Linked DNA regions of Homo sapiens: region 2 is linked to region 1. Evidence: read pairs that join two places in POLR2A ChIA-PET (ENCODE). Cell type or tissue: HCT116. All regions are shown on one strand. Links, peaks and the distances in the headings refer to the core of each region. The heading gives the core; the rest is flanking DNA. Region 1 holds the start of RDH8 (retinol dehydrogenase 8). Region 2 has its middle 7.4 kb from the start of NFILZ.

Region 1 (4,386 bases), core at 113-4,112:
AGATTACAGGCATGAGCCACTGTGCCCAGCCTCAAGCTTATGTTCTTAAGCAGGACCTCAGCATATGTACTATGTCTGCACATGCACCAGCATACGTGTTTGATATCCCCCAATGTGTGCACCCATAATCACCCATGAACACTCCTGGGGGCATTTGCCTCTTGTCTTCGGGTCAGTGTGATTTGTGGGTAGCAGGCACGTGAATGGGGTCACTTGCATCTACATGTGATATAGTGGGAAACATGGGTGCAAGGGATGGGCTGCCTGAGTTCAAATCCCAGCTCTGCTACTTTGCAGCTGGGAGACCTTGAGCAAAGACCTTTCACAGTCTGCACCTTAGTTTCCTCATTTCTAAAATAGGGCAGGCCAGGCACGGTGGCTCATGCCTGTAATCCCAGCACTTTGGGAGGCCCAGGCAGGCAGATCACCTGAGACCAGGAGTTCGAGACCGGTCTGGCCAACATGGTGAAACCTTGTCTATTAAAAATACAAAAACTTAGCCGGGTGTGGTGGTGCATGCCTTAATCCCAGAAACTCGGGAGGTCAAGGCATGAAAATCACTTGAACGTGGGAAGTGGAGGCTGCAGTGAGCCAAGATGCACCACTGCACTCAGCCTGGGTGACAGAGCAAGACTCTGACTCAAAATAAATAAATAATAAAATAATAATAAAATGGGGTGAATGATTGTGCCTGCCTCACGGGTGTGATGTGAGGATTAAATGACTTCCTGGATTCAGGGCACTTAGAATGCAGCTTGGTGCATTGTAAAAGCTCCATAAACATTAGCCTCCAGCAGTTTCATACACCCATCTGCCCGCCCATAGGGACACACGTTATTCCCTGCACACTGGCATTCAGGCTGTCATGCTCAAAGCTGTGTGCGTCTCTAAAACAGAGGGCAGAGGGCTGGGAGAAGCAGCCCTGCCAACTGGGGCAATGCCCTCACCCCCAGTCGCCTCTTTGTAAGTAACAACCCTTTGCCCACTTTGACTCCAGCATGCTCCCTCTGGGTCAGGGGTTCTCCTGGTTGGTTAGGATGCAGGTCCCAGGGATTTATTCTAGAGGTGCAGAAGGGCAAGTTCTTAGAACTAGAAGGCCATCCCTTCAACCCCCAAGGTCAGGAGCACTTAAGAAGCTTATCTCAGTAAAAGCAATAATCTGGGGAGACGTGGAAGAGTGAGCATCAGGGTAGTGATTATTCCAATCTAGGAAATGCCCTAGTGAAACCCTTCTAAAAATAACCCCCACCCACCCCCTGCCACTCTCAGCATGCTTTATTTTGTGTCTCAGCACTTATTCCCACCAGATAGAGCAACAATTTCTTTTTATCTGTTTATCACCCATTCTCCCTCTCCTCCCCACATGACACCCGTCCTGAGGGCTGAGATTTTTGTCTATTTCATCTCCAGTTGTGTTGCCAGCATTCAGAGCACCCAGAAGATGCTCAAGAAATATTTCTAGGATGAGGGGATGATTCCTGGAGGGAATCCTGGGTCTCCCCAAGCCCACAAGTGCAGCTGGGAGGGATGGGTAGGGGAGACAGTGCTGGGGAAGCCGTTTCCACCCGGCTGCCTCCTAGTGCCACCCTGCACTTCTTACCCTGGTAGCGCTTCTTGGGGTCATGGGCCAGTTGCACTGCAAGTTCCAGACCAATTCCTGATGAGCAGCCGGAGATCAACACAGTCCGGGGTGCAGCGGCCATGTTGATCCCCTCCCTGGACTCGTGACCTCCGCCGGGCAGCACCTGACTCTGACCATTCATCCTGGGCTCATCTGCTCCCTCCTAACCCCCTCCCACAGATCCCCTGCAGGGCAAAGCCTCTGCCCTCCCCCGGAGACCCTCAATTCTGGACTGACCCTGAACAGGCAGTAAGAGAGAATCTCTTAAATCCTCTCTGCACCTCATTTTCTTCATCTGCCAAACATTTCTTCTCCGCACCTACTATAGACATCACTGGTTTTTGTTTGTTTGTTTTTAAGAGACAGCATCTTGCTCTGTCACTCAGGCTGGAGTGCAGTGGCACCATCATAGCTCACCACAGCCTCAAGCGATCCTCCTATCTCAGCCTCCAGAGTAGCTGGGGCTACCGGCGCACACTACCATGCCCAGCTAATTTTTAAATTTCTTTTTCTTTTAGACATGGGATCTTGCTATGTTGCCCAGATTGGTCTCGAACTCTTGGCCTCAAGTGATCCTCCTGCCTTGGCCATTTGTAACTGTTTTCTTAATTTATAATTTTTATTATGACTGTAAATTATTATTATTATTTTGAGACAGAGTCTTGCTCTTGTCACCCAGGCTGGAGTGCAGTGGTGCAATTTCGGCTCACTACAACCTCAGCTTTCCAGGGTAAAATGATTCTCCTGCCTCAGCCTCCTGAGTAGCTGGGATTACAGGCGTGTGCCACCACACCCAGCTAATTTTTGTATTTTTAGTAGAGATGAGGTTTCGCCATGTTGGCCAGGCTGGTCTTGAACTCCTGACCTCAAGTGGTCCAGCCGCCTCAGCCTCCCAAAGTGTTGGGATTACAAGCATGAGCCACTGAGCCTGGCCGAGTATAAATTATTTAGGGCTGGGGAGAGTTTCTGTGAAAGTTGGGGGGAATTAGTGTCTGTATTCTGGGTGAAGAATCTCTGATTGAAGGGAGAGAGTGAGAGAAGGAGACAGAGAATGTGGATCCAGAAGTGTTTCATAGAGGGAAGGGGTGTAGAACTGTCAGAAGATGTAGTTAGACTATAGGAAGAACTTCCAGCAAGGCAGGGCAGGGCAGGAATTTTGTGAGAGTCTTTTAGTTGGAGAAGTCTCAGCCTCAGATGTCCCTGGGGTGGGAGGAGGCACAGCTTACAGAGATACCCTCTCCTCCTCCCACCCTGGGGGGCCCCCATCTCCCCCTCAGGCTTGATGGGGCCCCAACCCCTCCTCTTCAGGGACACAGAGACTCTTTGTCTGGGGAGTCAGAGGCTGGGAGGGAGGCACTGCTTGCGTCTCCCTCTTCCCCTGGGGCGGAGGTGGGGGAAGCAGGGTTCGGGGAGCAGTTCAGGGCTCAGAATACGCCTCTTGGTTCCTCCCCTCCCTGGGGAAACACCCTCACATCCTGCGTGTCTGCGCTTGTCCAATTGCATAAAAGCTCTATTTGACCTCATGGGGGCCTCTTCATGCTGGAGGTGGGGGTCCCAGCACGGTGAGGGGGGCCTCTGCCTCATCCCAAGAATGGCAAGAATCCACCCCTTCCTCCCCAGTGGCTGTGCGTTGCTTTGCGACAGGGACAGATTCCCACCACCTCCCACCAACGCGCCGGCCTTTTTTTTTGAGACAGACAGAGTCTTGCTCTGTTGTCCAGGCTGGATCGCAGTGGCACAACCTCAGCTCACTGCAACCTCCACCTCCCGTGTTCAAGTGATCCTCCCACCTCAGCCTCCCAAGTAGCTGGGACTACAGGCGCCAGTCACAATGCCTGGCTAATTTTTGTATTTTTAGTAGAGATGGGGTTTCGCCATGTTGGCCAGCTGATCTCTAACTCCTGGACTCAAGCGATCTGCCCGCCCCAGCCTCTCAAAATGCTGGGATTACAGGCATGAGCCACCGCACCCAGCTCAGACTCCCTCATTTGGTGGGGATTTGGGATTGAGGCCGGGGCATCCACTGGAGACCTGAGTTGGGGCGGGGGGAGATGAGGGTTAGGGATGGAGATGAGACCCTTTATTTGAGGAATCAAGAATTTGGGGAAAGTGAAAACTGTGTTTTGGGATCTGTGGTGAGAATTTGGGACCAGGACACGTGACTTAGGGATTTGAGTGGACAGATGAAGGTTTGGAGTAAGGCTGGGGACCCCATTTTGGGATCTGGGGTGAGATTTGAGGTGGGATGAGGACCCGTTAGGGACTTGAAGGAAAGGCTTTGGGGCTGAGGCTGGTACCTCCTATTGTGCAGCTGAGGGACTGAGGATAAAGCAGGTAGGTGAGTGAGAGTTCGGGGTGAGGTTGGGACCCCAGTTGGGGGCCTGAGTGAGGCAGAAAGGACTTGGTGCCAGGGGCGGTGGCTCATGCCTGTAACTCCAGCGCTTTGGGAGGGCAAGGCCGGAGGATCGCTTGAGACCAGAAGTTCAAGACCGGCCTGGGCAGCATAGCAAGATCCCGGTCTCTACAAAATATACATATTTTAAAATTAGCTGGGTGTGGCAGTGTGTGCCTGTGGTACCTGCTTCTCAGGAGGCTGAGGCAGGTGGATGGCTTGAACGCAGGAGTTGGAGGCTGCAGTGAGCTATGATTGCACCACTGCACTCCAGCTTGGGTGACAGATCAAGACCCTGTCTCCAAAATAAAATGTAAAAATAATAGAAAATAAAAAAGATTTGGTATAAAGCTGCACCTCCTCCTAATTCTAG
Region 2 (4,386 bases), core at 124-4,123, 1.4 Mb after region 1:
ATCTCAAACTCCTGGCCCCAAGCAACCCTCCTGCCTCAGCCTCCCAAAGCACTGGGATGACAAGCATGAGCCACCTCGCCTGGCCAGAATCATGTATTTAATCTAATCCTTACCACAGCTCCATTAGATGGTGCTATGGTGTGAACGTGTGCCCCAAAATTCATGTGTTGGAAGGGCAAAGAGAGAGTGTGAGAGAACAAGAAAAATCAGGCTCATAGCCTCAATCCTCCTCTTTTTTTTTTTTTTTTTTTTTTTTTTTTTGAGGCAGAGTTTCACTCTTGTTGCCCAGGCTGGAGTGCAATGGCGCGATGTCAACTCACTGCAACCCCCACCTCCCGGGTTCAAGCGATTCTCTTGCCTCAGCCTCCCAAGTAGCTGGGATTACAGGCCTGCGTGACCACACTCAGCTAATTTTGTATTTTTTTGGTAGAGACGAGTTTCCTCCATGTTGGTCAGGCTGGTCTCGAACTCCCAACCTCAGGTGATCCACTCACCTCGGCCTCCCAAAGTGCTGGGATTACAGGCATGAGCCACCGCACCCAGCCTAATCCTCCCCTTTTTTTGAGATAGAGTTTTCCTCTATTGCCCAGGCTGGAATGCAGTGGTATAATAACAGCTCCCTGCAGCCTCAACCTCCCTGGGCTCAGGTGATCCTCCTGCCTCAGCCTCCCAAGTAGCTGGGACTACAGACTCATGCCACCACACCCAGCTAATTTTTTTTTTTTTGTAGAGACAGGGTCTTGCTATGTTGCCCAGGCCGGTCTCAAACCTCTGGCCTCAAAGGATCCTCCTGCCTCAGCCTCCCAAAGTGCTGGAGTTACAGGCATTAACCACTGTACCCAGCACTCAACCCCTTTTCAAATTGTTCCTAATCTATTCATGAGGGTGGAACCTTCATCACCTAAACACCTCCCCTTAGGCCCCACTTCCCAACACTGTTGCACTGGGGACTGAGTTTCCAACACATGTCTTTTGTGGGGACACATTCAAACCACAGTATACAGAAGACTGTGATGAATCTCACAGAGAAAATCCATGTGTTAGAGAAGCTTCATTCAGGCGCGAGTGGTCTTGCTGTTAGCCATGAGTTCAATGTGAATGAAGCAACTATATATATTTAACAAGGTGTCTTTAAAAATAAACACATATAGGCCGGGTGCAGTGGCTCATGCCTGTAATCCCAGCACTTTGGGAGGCCGAGGCAGGCAGATCACCCGAGGTCGGGAGTTTGAGACCAGCCTGACCAACACGGAGAAACCCTGTCTCTACTAAAAATACAAAATTAGTCGGGCATGATGGCGGGTGCCTGTAATCCCAGCTACTCGGGAGGCTGAGGCAGAAGAATCACTTGAACCCGGGAGGCAGAGGTTGCAGTGAGCCGAGATTGCACCATTGCACTCCAGCCTGGGTAACAAGAGCGAAACTCCATCTCAAAAAATAAAAAATAAATAAACACATATAGGGCCGGGTGCAATGGCTCACACGCCTGTAATCCCAGCACTTTGGGAGGCCAAGGTGGGCAGATCACTTGAGGCCAGGAGTTCAAGACCAGCCTGGCCAACATGGCGAAATGCCATGTCTACTAAAAATACAAAAATTAGCCAGACATGGTGGTGCGCACCTGTGGTCCCAGCTATTCTGGTGGCTGAGGCATGAGAATCACTTGAGCCTGGGAGGCAGAGGTTGCAGTGAGCCAAGATCCTGCCACTGCACTCTAGCCTGGGCAACAGAGCGAGACTCTGTCTCAATAAAATTAAATTAAATTAAATAACACATATAAACCAAGGTTATGTATTGATCAGTTGATTAAAATGCTGTGACCAGAGAGTCATAGGAACCTAACCTTTTATTTCCCCAGGAACAACAGTTTAGTGTTCCCTAATTCAGTGTCCATGGCGACATTAAAGAACAGAACTACCACAAGTAAAGAGAATCTACTCTGTGTGTATTCGTTTATTGGTTCTTTTGTCTTTTTCTAGTGCTATGAGAGTGGAGATGTTGTTCTCTTCTTCTGCCTGAACAAGGCACAGAGTAGGGGCCCAATAAATGTTTGTTGAATCAATCAGCTAATTAATAATATCAGAGTGGCCGGGCATGGTGGCTCACACCTGTAATCCCAACACTTTGGGAGGCGGAGGCAGGTGGATCACCTGAGGTCAGGAGCTCGAGACCAGCCTGGCCAAAAGGTGAAACCCTATCTCTAATAAAAATGCAAAAATTAGCTGGGCATGGTGGTGGGCACCTGTAATCTCAGCTACTCAGGAGGCTGAGGTTGGAGGACCACTTGAGCCCAGGAGTCTGAGGTTGCAGTGAGTTATGATGGCACCTCTGCACTCCAGCCTCTGGGTGGCAGAGTGGGACCCTGTCTCAAAAAAAAATAGTAAATAAAAGGCCAGGCACGGTGGCTCCTGCCTGTAATCTCAGCACTTTGAGAGGCTGAGGCGGGTGGATCACCACAGGTCTGCAGTTCAAAACCAGCCTGGCCAAAATGGTGAAACCCAGTCTCTACTAAAAATAACAAAAATTAGCTGGGCACGGTGGCGGGCACCTGTGATCCCAGTTACATGAGAGGCTGAGGCGGGAGAATTGCTTGAACCCGGGAGACAGAGGTTGCAGTGAGCCAAGATCATATAATTGCACTCCAGCCTGGGAGACAGAGAGAGACTCTGTCACACACACACACACACACACACACACACACACACACACACAAAATAATAATAATAGTAATAATAGCTTCTGTGCCAGGCACCATTCTAAGTCTCTTATAAGAATTACATATTTAATCTAACCCTCACCACAAGGAGCTTCCAATCTGGGTCTCAGATTCTGTGGCTGAAAAGTGGAGATAGGAAAAGGCTTAGGGACTGTGGAAGGGGGGGTGGGTCTGGAGGTCAGAGCCTGTTGGAGACGGGGGGGTTCAGGGGAGACAGTTGCAGCTGAGACTAGGTCCCAGCCCAGCCCAGATACAGCAGGAGACAGCAGGGAGACGGCTCCAGGGGACACTGGCATGGAAGCAAGAGGGGGCAAATCATGGTCTACATGTACAATGGAATATCATTCAAACTTAAAACATGTATGAGCAGCCAGGCATGGTGGCTCACGTCTGTAATCCCCAGCATTTTGGGAGGCCGAGGCGGGTGGATCGCCTGAGGTCAGGAGTTCAAGACCAGCCTGACCAATATGGTGAAACCCTATCTCTACTAAAATACAAAAATTAGCCAGGCGTGATGGCAGGTGCCTGTAATCTCAGCTGCTTGGGAGGCTGAGGCAGGAGAATTGCTTGAACCCGGGAGGTGGAGGTTGCAGTGAGCTGAGATCACACCATGCTCTCCAGCCTGAGCAATAAGAGCGAAACTCTGTTTCCAAAAAAAAAAAAAAAAAAGCATATGAGCTTGCTAGGGCTGCCAAGAAAATGCACCACAGACCTGGCTAAAACAACAGAAATTCATTTTCTCACAGTTCTGGAGGCTGGAGGTCCAAGTTCAAGGTGTCAGTAGGGTTGGTTTCCTCTGAGGCCTCTCTCCTTGACTTGTAGATGGCCACCTTCTCTCTGCGTCTTCACCTGGTCGTTGTTGGAGGGCTGGTGGGGCAGGGTTTTAAATGCTCACAAAGGCCAGACTTTGTGGCTCACTGTAATCCTAGCACTTTTGGGAGGCTGAGGCAAGATGATTGCTTGAGGTCAGGACCTTGAGACCAGCCTGGGCGACAGAGCGAGACTCCATCTCAAAAAAAAAAAAATACTTGGCCCCTTCTACCAGACCCAGGCCACCCCAGAAAAGGTGGCCAAGGGCTACTCCATCCAGGCATGACTTCCTTGGAGGACTGGGAGATGGATGCCCGGGCAAGCAAACCACTTGGGCATCTCTGGTCCTCAGCACCAAAGACAGCTGGTTCTAGATGAAGAACTGGAGCCCCAGAAGCCAACTCGGGTTTTTCTGAAGTTGGACCCGCAGTCCGATACCTTCCTCCCCGCTCACTCACCACCCCTCCACCCCAAGCAAGGGGTAAGGAGGTCACACCCCAGGGTCTCTCACTCAGGGGTGGGGGATTTTTTTTTTTTTTTTTTTGAGGCAGGGTCTTGCTTGTTGTCCAGTCTGGAATGCAATGGTGCAATCACAGCTCACTGCAGCCTCCAACTCCTGGGCCCAAGCAATCCTCTCGCCTCCTCCTCCCAAAGTACTGGGATTACAAGCATGAGCCACCACACCCAGCTGGGGATGGGAAATTTTAGTCACCTTCTGCCAAGTGTCCCCTGAAACCTCTGGGGTGGTCAAGGTGGCAGAACAGGACCAGAAGGTGCAAAGACAGCCACCCCAGCAGGTGCACCAGGGGCGGCACAGAGGCCCACCCAGAACAGGACAAGAAAGGGAGCAGTGTTTGAAG

What was found. ChIA-PET counts read pairs that join two places held together with the same protein. Peaks named below come from ENCODE experiments on the same cell type or tissue, not always from the same donor. Only the 100,000 strongest peaks of a DNase experiment are listed, where the experiment ranks them.
Region 2: POLR2A ChIA-PET joins it to region 1 with 8 read pairs; 2 of 35 experiments call an interaction of 5 or more read pairs at or near these places.

Annotation. Positions count from the first base shown.
Region 1 is chr19:10,010,815-10,015,200 of GRCh38, reverse strand. RDH8 (retinol dehydrogenase 8) reads right to left here and starts at 1,718. Exons shown (of 6, transcript NM_015725.4): 1 at 1,601-1,718. The coding sequence starts at 1,703. RefSeq lists an enhancer at 928-1,097. In HCT116, for the core only: no CTCF peak of the experiment used is centred there; no DNase peak of the experiment used is centred there; H3K27me3 peaks cover 2,944 bases.
Region 2 is chr19:8,621,029-8,625,414 of GRCh38, reverse strand. No RefSeq gene overlaps it. Among named protein-coding and RNA genes, the nearest start is that of NFILZ, 7.4 kb to the left of the region's middle. In HCT116, for the core only: a CTCF peak has its summit at 2,327 (motif pointing right); a DNase peak (open chromatin) is centred at 2,344.